Regions from separate parts of the Homo sapiens genome. Here region 1 is linked to region 2. A link is a loop called in an ENCODE intact Hi-C map of the cell type or tissue named here. Cell type or tissue: endothelial cell of umbilical vein. All regions are shown on one strand. Links, peaks and the distances in the headings refer to the core of each region. The heading gives the core; the rest is flanking DNA.

The links. Peaks named below come from ENCODE experiments on the same cell type or tissue, not always from the same donor. Only the 100,000 strongest peaks of a DNase experiment are listed, where the experiment ranks them.
Region 1: a loop joins it to region 2, with 2.5 times the contacts of the local background. A loop is called at or near these places in 2 of 110 quality-filtered maps.

The regions. Positions count from the first base shown.
Region 1 is chr10:119,098,379-119,103,616 of GRCh38, reverse strand. No RefSeq gene overlaps it. Among named protein-coding and RNA genes, the nearest start is that of DENND10, 3.1 kb to the left of the region's middle. In endothelial cell of umbilical vein, for the core only: no CTCF peak of the experiment used is centred there; a DNase peak (open chromatin) is centred at 2,656.
Region 2 is chr10:119,656,004-119,661,241 of GRCh38, reverse strand. The region is part of intron 1 of BAG3 (BAG cochaperone 3); the gene reads right to left. Among named protein-coding and RNA genes, the nearest start is that of BAG3, 7.2 kb to the right of the region's middle. In endothelial cell of umbilical vein, for the core only: no CTCF peak of the experiment used is centred there; a DNase peak (open chromatin) is centred at 2,771; H3K27ac peaks cover 1,138 bases.

The DNA of each region.
Region 1 (5,238 bases), core at 1,223-3,722, 560 kb after region 2:
CCATCCATTCCTTCATCCAGCCACCCCCAAAACAAAACAAAACAAAAATTGAGGGCCTAATAAGGCACTGGGGATACCTTATAGGGCTGAACAAGACAGAGCAGTCCACTGGGGAAGACAGACAATTGGCGAGTAGAATAAATAATCCAGGCCAGGTGAGGTGGCTCACGCCTCTGATCCCAACACGATGGGAGGCCAAGGCAGGAGCATCACTTGAGGTCAGGAGTTCGAGATCAGCCTTGGCAACATAGTGAGACCCATCTCTACAAAAAAAATTTAAAAATTAGCCAGGCATAGTGGCATGCACCTGTAGTCCCAGCTACTCTCAGGCTGAGGCAGGAAAATCATTTGAGCCCAGGATTTTGAGGCTGCAGTGAGCTGTGATCCTGCCACTCACTCCAGCCTGGGTGACAGAGTGAGACCCTGTCTCAAAAATAAATAAATAGATAAATAGATGACAGATAGATAGATAATAGTAAAAAAGCTCAGAATGATATGTGCCCTGGAGGCAACGATATGTGCCCTGGAGGCAGTGTGTTAGAGAGTGGAGGTGTGCTGCTCTAAAATGGGTGTCAAGAAAGGCTTCTCTGAGAAAGGGATATTTGAACTGAGATCTGAATGATAGTAACGACTCAGACATTGGAAGATTTGGCTCCAAGATTCCTCCTCTGGATCTACTGTCTGCCCCAACCCCAAGTCACACAGAGCTAATTAGGGAGGGTCCTTGGTGTCTGCAGGAATACAATCCCACCCTCATCTTTTTTTCTTTTTTCTTTTTTTTTTTTTTTTTTTGAGATGGAGTCTTGTTCAGTTGCCCGGCCTGGAGTGCAATAGCGCGATCTCGGCTCACTGCAACCTCCGCCTCTCGGTTTTAAGGGATTCTCCTGCCTCAGCCTCCTGCGTAGCTGGGATTACAGGCGTGAGCCACTGCGCCTGTTTTTTTCTTTTTTCTTTCTTTTTTTTTTGGAGACAGTTTCTCGCTATGTTGCCCAGGCTGCAATTTATACATTGGAGTATATTTAGGTGTGTATATGGCATTCCTGTTTCTCTCACTAAACTGAACCCCTGGAAGGCAGCACCCTGAACTACGTGCCCTTCTATTCTCTGGGCTTCCTGTTGTAGTATAACTGTTAATGTGTCTAGTTTTCACAGAAAAGAAGCAGGTGTTTAGAGGCTGAGGAGTGGGACACAGATGTGGAATCAGTTTGGAAGCCAACTAGAAACTTGCACTAGGTGGGGCACGGTGGCTCACGCCTGTAATCCTAGCACTTTGGGAGGCTGAGGTGGGTGGATCACGAGGTCAGGAGATTGAGACCAACCCGGCTAAAACGGTGAAACCCTGTCTCTACTAAAAATACAAAAAATTAGCCGGGCGTGGTGGCAGGTGCCTGTAGTCCCAGCTACTTGTGAGGCTGAGGCAGGAGAATGGCGTGAACCCGGGAGGCGGAGCTTGCAGTGAGCCGAGATCACGCCACTGCACTCCAGCCTGGGCGACAGAGCGAGACTCCATCTCAAAAACAAACAAACAAAAAATCACAAAAATTAGCTAGGCATGGTGGCAGGTGCCTGTAATCCCAGCTACTCAGGAAGCTGAGGCAGACTGGCTTGAACCCAAGAGAGGACGGTTGCAGTGAGCCAAGATCGCGCCACTGCATTCCAGCCTGGGCGACAGAGTGAGACTCCATCTCAGAAAAAAAAAGAAAAGAAATGAGGATGAAGACGATGATGAACAGATAATTAAACAAAGGAGAGGGAGATGATAGTGGGTGCAGGGAGGGGAAAGATAATGAGGGGTGTGTCCAGGCTCCAGTGAGTGGGATGATACCTGGAATTGACACCTCCTTCCCTCCTGTTTCTCCACAAGTGCTGTCTTACCTGCCAGACAGGTACACCAGAGTGAAGGGAAAAGGAATAGAGGGTGGAGAGAGCAGAGGCGACGCATCCCCAATCTTTAAAAGTAAGACTGACCTCTGCGCTGTCACAGACAGATGGAGCTGGGGTGTGGAAACAGACAACCTGAGTTCCAACCCCCTTGCCCATCTTAGCTGCGAAACCTCACACATGTTTCCTATCTTTTCTGTGCATGTTTTCTCAGTGATCAAATGGAGCTAACCATACTTTCCTCCGTGACTCTCCCAATAAAGATTTGAATCAGGGAAAATCTTTATGCTAGTTTTATTGATAAGAATAGCCTAATTTTATAGGTAAGAATATAAAGGGTCCCCAAGACCACCCCCCAAATTCAATGATTTGTTGGAAGGATTCTCAGGATTCAGCATATAGCTATACTCATGGCTATGATATACATTTTTATTTTTTTGAGACAGGGTCTCACTCTGTCACCCAGGCTGGAGTGCAGTGGCACGATCACGGCTCACTGCAGCTTTGATCCAGGCTCAAGCTATCCTCCCACCTCATCCTCCTGAGTAGCTGGGACTACAGGCAGGCACCACCATGCCTAGCTATTTTTTTTTTTTTTTTTTTGAGATGTGATCTCACCATATTGTGTAGGCTGATCTCAAGCTTCTGACCTCAAGCGATCTGCCCACCTCAGGCTCCAAAGTGCTGGGGTTACACATGTGAACCACCATCCCCAGCTCAGGGCTATGATTTATTACAGCCAGAGAATACAAAGCAAAATCAGCAAAGGGAAAAGGCACATGGGGTGATGTCTGGAGGAAACCAGGGCCAAGTTCCCAAGAGTTATTTCCTGGTAGAGTCACACAGGACACACCTAATTCCTCCAGCAACAAGTTGTGGCAATACTTGTGATATTTATCAACCAGGGAAGCTTGTTAGAACTCAGTCACCAAGTAACTCAGTTTTTACTGGGGGCCAGTCACATAGGTACCCTCTGCCTAGCTCATACCAGATTTCCAGACTCTCATGAACCACATTGTATGTACAAATAGTTCAGGCATAGTCTGTCACTCTGATCAGTTTGATCAGTTCTAGAAATGCTGGGAACACTGCCGAAGTCCAAGTTTCCAGGCACAGCCAAGGGCCAAACTGGCCAGCAGACTTTCTATGGATATCACCCTCAGGCCTGTCGTGTGAATTCTTTTTTGCACAGCCTGCTCACTCCTTGCTCTGCAGAAAAAGAGTAAGTTACTGGCACTGAAGCAGATTTGGAAAGTGCCTAAACTGTCTGGCCACATGGACAAGTGCACAAGGGACCCCAGCATCTTCCAGGTGTTCCAATCCCAGGTTCCTATGAGTCAAATATGGTTCTTTTTCATCTTTGTTTCTGTAATTGGATTCCATCATAGATTGGGCATGTGTCAGCCAAGGGAGCCATTAGGGTGGCAGTTTTTTTTTGTTGTTGTTGTTTTGTTTGTTTGTTTGTTTTGATGGAGTCTTGCTCTGTCGCAATGCAGTGATGCAATCTCAGCTCACTGCAACTTCCGCCTCCTGGGTTCAAGCAATTCTCCTGTCTCAGCCTCCTGAGTAGCTGGGACTACAGGCGCAGGCCACCACACCCGGCTAATTTTTGTATTTTTAGTAGAGACAGGGTTTCACCATATTGGTCAGACTGGTCTCGAACTCCTGACCTCAGGTGATCCACCCACCTCAGCCTCCCAAAGTGCTGGGATTACAGGTGTGAGCTACTGTGCCCAGCCTTTTTTTTTTTCTGAGACGGAGTCTTGCTCTGTCACCCAGGCTGGAGTGCAGTGGTGTGATCTCCACTAACTGCAACCTCCGCCTCCCAGGCTCAAGCAATTCTCCTGCCTCAGCCTCCCAAGTAGCTGGGACTACAGGTGTGTGCCACCAAGCCTGGTTAATTTTTTTTTATTTTTAGTAGAGATGGGGTTTCACCATGTTGGCCAGGCTAGTCTGAAACTCTTGGCCTCAAGTGATCCATCCGCCTTGGCCTCCCAAAGTGCTGGGATTACAGGTGTGATCCACCACGCCTGGCCAAGCTCTTTTAATTTAAGGGATTCAGTCTCACTTGGGAACTGGAAGGCGATTCAGTCAACTGCTCTGACACTCCGTCCTGACTTCTAGCATATGTGAGGCTTCCAGAACATTCCCAAGATGAAGTCATCCTCCTTGTGTTCTCAATGGTTTCAGGATGCTGGGTAGCTCTCCGGCCCTAAGAAGCCCAGGTTTCGAGCTGTGTTGCATTATTCTTTTTTCTTTCTTTCTTTCTATTTATTTATTCATTTATCTATTGAGACAGGGTCTTGCTCTGTCACCCAAGCTGGGGTGCAGTCGTTCAATCACAGCTTGCTGCAGACTTGACCTTCCAGGCTCAAGCAATTCTCCCACCTCAGCCTCCCGAGTAGCTGGGACCATAGGTTTGTGCCACCATGCCCAGCAATTTTTTAAAACTTTTTGTAGAGATGGGGTCTCCTTATGTTGCCCAGTATGGCCTTGAACTCCTAGGCTCAGGCAATCCTCCTGCATCAGCCTCCAGAGTAGCTGGGACTATAGGCATGAGCCACGATGCCCGGCTAATTTTTATTTTTATTTTTATTTTATTTTTGTAGAGATGGGAGTCTCACTATGTTGCCCAGGCTGGTTTTGAACTCCTGGCCTTAAGACATCCTCCCACCTCAGCCTCCCAAAGTGCTGGGCTTACAGGTGTGAGCCATCACACCTGGCTACTATGTTGCATTAAAAGAAATAGTTCATGGACTGGGCACCGAGGCTCATTCCTGTAGTCCCAGCATTTTGGGAAGCTGAGGCAAAAGCATCGAGCCCAGGAGTTCAAGAGCAGCCTGGGCAACATAGCAAGACCCTGTCTCTAGAACAAAAATTTAAAAATTAGGTGGGCTTGGAGATACACACCTGAACCTATCTACTCAGGAGGCTGAGGTGGGAGGATCACTTGAGTCCAAGAGTCACTGGTTGCCATGAGCTACAATTGAGCCACTGCACTCCAGCCTGTGTGACAGAGCAAAACCCAGTCTCTAAAAAAACCAGTCTCTAAAAAAAAGAATAATACATAGTTCAGCAAGAAAAATGTAATTAAAATAATTCTGATCTTTCTTTGCGTTTTCCAAAAAACATTAAAGAGGACAGAATTTATTACCTACAGTGAAATGTCTTAAAATCCCTTTCCCCTCAGATTTTTAAAAATAAAACTTTTAGGCTAGGGGTGGTGGCTCATGCCTGTAATTCCAGCACTTTGGGAGGCCAAGGCAGGCAGGTCACCTGAGGTCAGGAGTTCGAGACCAGCCTGGCCAACATGGTAAAACCCCATCTCTACTAAAAATACAAAAATTAGCTAGGTGT
Region 2 (5,238 bases), core at 1,626-4,125:
GTTGCCCAGGCTAGAGTGCAATGGCACAATCTCAGCTCACTGCAACCTCCGCCTCCCGAGTTCAAGCAATTCTCATGCCTCAGCCTCCCGAGTAGCTGGGATTACAGGCACCTGCCACCACGCCCAGCTAATTTTTGTTTTTGTTTTTGAGACGAAGATTCACTCTTATTGCCCAGACTGGAGTCCAAAGGCATGATCTCGGCTCACCACAACCTCTGCCTCCCGGGTTCAAGCGATTCTCCTGCCTCAGCCTCCTGAGTAGCTGGGATTACAGGCATGTGCCACCACACCCAGCTAATTTTGTATTTTTAGTAAAGATGGGGTTTCACCATGTTGGCCAGGATGGTCTCGAACTTCTGATCTCAAGTGATCTTCCTGCCTCAGCCTCCCAAAGTGCTGGGATGACAGCCGTGAGCCACCACGCCCAGCCACAATTGCATTTCTTTATTCCACAAATAGTTATTGATGGACTCAGCTTTTCTCCAGCACTAGCTGGTTGGGCTTACCGTTTACAAAGCCTAATTCTTTTTTTAAAAAAATATTTATTTATTTATTTATTTTAGAGACAAGGTCTCACTATGGGGCCCAGGCTGCTCTCGAACTCCCGGGCTCAAGTGATCCATCTGCCTCGGCCTCCCAAAGTGCTGGGATTACAGGTGTGAGCCACCGCGCCCTGTTCAACAAAGCCTAATTCTTTAGTCTGTCTCACCAAGTTGGTAGTAAGACAGTTAGAATTAGAAGCCCCTTTATCTGAGAGTCTTAAGAGGACTAATTAGCAAGGATGTCACTTTCTCTGCTTAAGACTTTATCTAAAGTTTCACAGCCTGGAAGCAAAGAGCCAAAGACAACTCTAGGGACCTGAGCCCTAAACGACCCACCTCTCCAACAGGCTGGGCCGCTGCTCTGGGGAAGAGGCCTGCTCTGCAGACAAACTCCTGGCTGAGCAGGGCGCCCAGCCGCACTGACTGTGGTTCCTTGACACATCTCCCTGAGGCCTAGAGAGAAAAGCCAGGCCAGGCTGGGGCACAGAAGGGTCCGCCTGGGAGCAGAACATCTGCTGGCGTCTCCTCAACATCCTCGATGGCCCCTCACCAGGGCACACGTCAGCCGTCTCCAGGCCAGGCACCATCCGCAGCTGCTGGTATTTCCCCTGCTGGGGGCACCTGAGTCAGCATCCAGCCTCCCTGCAGCCCCAGCCCTGCAGCCTGCCTCACGGGTTCCATGTGGCAGAGGTAGGAACTGGAATGTGGCCCAAGGTCACATGAAGTTAGCTTCAGGGCATGTTAGAACCTACCTACCTCTTCTTCAGGGGAAAAAAAAAAGAGCGGAGCCACCTGCTTTAATCAAGCCAAAGTCACAAATCACAGATGGAAACTATCTGAAATTTCCATCCCAGGAAGCAAACTCTGAATTTAGACAGAGTCAAGGAAAAGGACCTCTCTCAACTGCTACATTTCCATGCTAAATGGAATGGTCAGCCACCTGGCAAGTCCATCCTCCAGACACGACCCTACAAGTGCCTGTTAGGTCTCAGTGTACAGGACATCAGCGGACGTGTATTCTGTACAAAATACAATTTCCAAAAGAAAAACATCCTCAGTTCATCAGCTGCCATGCAGGCAAGGGGACCCTCTCTGATGGACGGTGAGACCCCTGAGTCCCGGGGGGGCTCTGCTCCCACCTGCAGTGGCTTCTCAAGCATTCGGTCCACAGCAGCCACACCCCCCAGAAGAGGGTGGTGGCACTTGGAAAACCCCTCCTTCCTTCCATCTGCGGTGACATTTACACCCCTGAGAGCTGGGTCCAGAAGAGCTGTGCAGGTAATCGGCCCCTCAGTAAGGTGGGCTGATGTCCCCCCTCACAGGCAGCGCTCCTAGCTCCTGCCTGGTACTTTGCGGCTGCACAGACACAGCTGAGGGAGACCCTCCCCTTGAGGAGCTGAGGCTGAGTAAAGCCAGCGCTCTACACAGCACAGTGGAGGACACAAGGACCCAGCCTATCTTGGGCAGAGGATGGGGAGATGCATCTATGGACGCATGGCGCAGGGTCTGGCAGCTGGGTCAAGGCTCCCGAAGGCCCCGCAGCTTCATCTGTTACTGTTCCTTTACATCCTCCACTCACAAGGGGCACGGGAAGCCCCAGGGAGGGCTCCAAGGGCCACCTGGACACTGGTCGGGGGAGTCAGCTACACTCCATACAAGGGGGATAAGAGGAGGCCTTGCTTCTAAGAAACAAGACCCCAGGCCTCTCTGAGAGCTGAAAGGCCCACGGACAGCCAGGACAGTCTGCTGTGTGGAGAGGCCACACACCTATCCACAAACACACTTCTACTCCACAGAGCAGGCTGCATATGTTTCCGGGAGTTCCACGCATGCATCAGTTCAGGCTTTGGGACGTTCGCCTCCCACACACCATCTTCCTTGATTCTCCCAACCCTGCTAACAGAAGTGTTGCTATGCCCACTTCACACAACGGGAGACTGAGGCTCAAGAAGGGTAAGTGCTTTGCCTAAGATCTCTAGAACCCAGGTTTGTCTGATGGTAAGGCCAGGTAGATGCTAACCTTTCTGCTACTCCTGTCACAGCTGTACACTGTGATAACATCCATGTGTCACTAACGTCTCCAAAACCTTCATCTCCCGGGGTAAAATGCAGCAGGAGAGGCAGCAGGAGAGAAAGGCTTCCATTTCGCCCAGCCACGCTCGGCTGAGGCTCAGACCTGGAACATTCAGTTCAAGTGTGCTCTGGGTCAGGGAGCCAGCGCTCCATGCTGAGTCATCAGGCCAGCCAGGCAGGGTACACGAGAGTGAGAGCACTCAGCTTAATTCTGAGTCACCACAGCCCCAAGACTGCAGGGACGCCCGGCATGGAGCGCTGTCAGAACCGGGGAAGACACCGTCCAACCCAGGAAGGAGTGCTAACCCCGCTGGGATGCTGGGGGTCTGAACTGACCCTGAAAGGGTGGGCCAGCGAAGGGGCTGGCTTTTCTTCTGCACATGAAGGGGCCTTCCCATCCTCCCACTGTATGAATTTTTAAACCATCCATTCATTTATTCATTCATTCAATGTCAAGGAAGAATTTTTTAAATAACTGAAAAAAATATATAATTCTACTTTAATAAACACTGAGGAAGATACTTTAAAACAGCAAACGTTTGTTCTCCAATTGAATGCTAAGGAATTTTCCGTAAAAAGTCTCCCCAGTTCACTGGGGCACAGCTCTGTGCTGGGAGCTCTTGGACAGCTGAGCTGTTTACAGGCTCCTGACGCACAGAGCTGGCACTCTGCGATTCTAGGCTTTTCTGAATTGACAGTGAATAAGAACCTTCACGTATACGGTGTCTGATCTTGCTGCCAGCCACACGAAAAAAAATTTTTAAGAGACTCTTTTCACAGTGCCAGGGGCTGCTCTCTGCACAGCTATGGAAGTAGGGTCTGGCTGCTGCCAGCTCCCAGCCTCTCCAGCCCTGCTGTAAGATGCTGTGTCATTGGGAGAAACAAAAAAGAGCTTCTCCAGACCTGTAAGGATGAACTTAGGGAATCAATACTGAAGTCCTTTGTGCAGAGAAGGCCATTCACAAAGTGACAAAAAGGAGCAGGCCTCTGGGGACCTTTAGGAGCCCAGGACAACTCTGCAGTTCTTAGGAACCAATGGAAGGCTTCCCGGGACACACCTGCATCCTTCACGGGCAGCTCTTCTGTATCTGCCTTCGCGCTCTGGGCAGGCCCATGTTCTACCCTTCTCCACAGTCACTCGTTCCATCTTTTCTGAGCCTGTGGACCCTGCCAGGCATCAAGAGGCAGCGATGAAGCACACAGACTCTGCCCCAGAACTCCTAACAGGGGTGTGACCCCAAGACAAAGCAGAAAAGTGCAGAGCTTAAGCAAAAAGATTCAAATTAAAATAATATGGGTTCCAGAAGAGAGACAGCCTGCTTCGGACCAGGGAGAGGCAGGACATGCTTTGTGGAGAACAGTCTCAAAGTGGGCAGACTTGTCCTCTATATGGCATTTAACACTGTGACTCGCACACTGTGGGCACTCAGTGAATTTCAGATGGGGTAAAGGAGTGAGTAAAGAGTCGGGCCCATCTCCTAAATCCAGACCCAGGTTCAAGAAACAGGCCAACATTTCTGATTAACTATACAAAGATGGACTCAGGGCTGTTTATCACCTCAAGCTGTGCCTGGGGAGTATAAAGCAGCCGTGCCTGGGGAGTATAAAGCAGCCAGGCCCGCTAAAGGCAAGTCTGTCTGTCACCCCTTCAGGAACTCAGATGGGGGTAAAGCCACAGAAGTCTTTCTGTTTATCACAGGCCAGGCACACTGCCTCTCCAAATCTGCTGTCCCATGTGTAAGACACTTCATAGTTTCTAGTTCAAAGAGCTGGTGAGGATTTAGAGATAAGGTTACCAAAAGCACCCACTCATATCTGGCACATATATATATATATGTGTGTGTGTTGACAGACAGAAAAATACTACATTCATTCCTCTCCCCCCAAATTCTTCCTAAGCTTTTGCAAGCTGCCTGGCTTCCTAAAAGGCTGCCAAGGTCCCAAAGATACCTTCATCGAAATACGTGACGACTTAGTAACACCAGATACCTCACATGGTATCACATGTGCCACATGATGCATACAGATGAATCCTGCACCTGCAAAACAAGGGGCTCTGGAGCCTGCCTCAGACGGCCGGCTGATGGGCATGGTGGCGCTCACCTATAATCCTAGCTACTTGGGAGGCTGAGGCAGGAGAATCGCTTGAACCCAGGAGACGGAGGTTGCAGTGAGCCAAGATCGCACTACGGCACCCCAGCCTGGGAGACAAAGTGCGACTCCGTCTCAAAAAAAAAAAAAAAAAAAAGAAGGCCAGCTGAGTCTATGCTCTGAGGCAGAAGCAGATCAGAGGTGTCTACTTGACTCACAACAAAAGGGAACCCAGGAGGGGCTGGAGAATAACACGGTCAAGTGTGACACAGGGTTCACTCGTGTTCGCCAGTGCCAGAGGGTCTCAAAGATCCTAATAAGCAAGGCCTTTGTCTTCAGTTTCTTCTGTAAGCTCTCTTAAACATTTAAGAGCAATATTAAAACAGCAAAACTTAAAGGAGAAAGAGTAGGTCTGGATGATGAATGGTTTTCTACTTTGGATGATAAACATCAGAACATCATTTTTAAATGTCAATAGAAAGTAATAAACATGTAGAGTGGTTTATATAAGGTGACTGTGTGTCATTCCAGA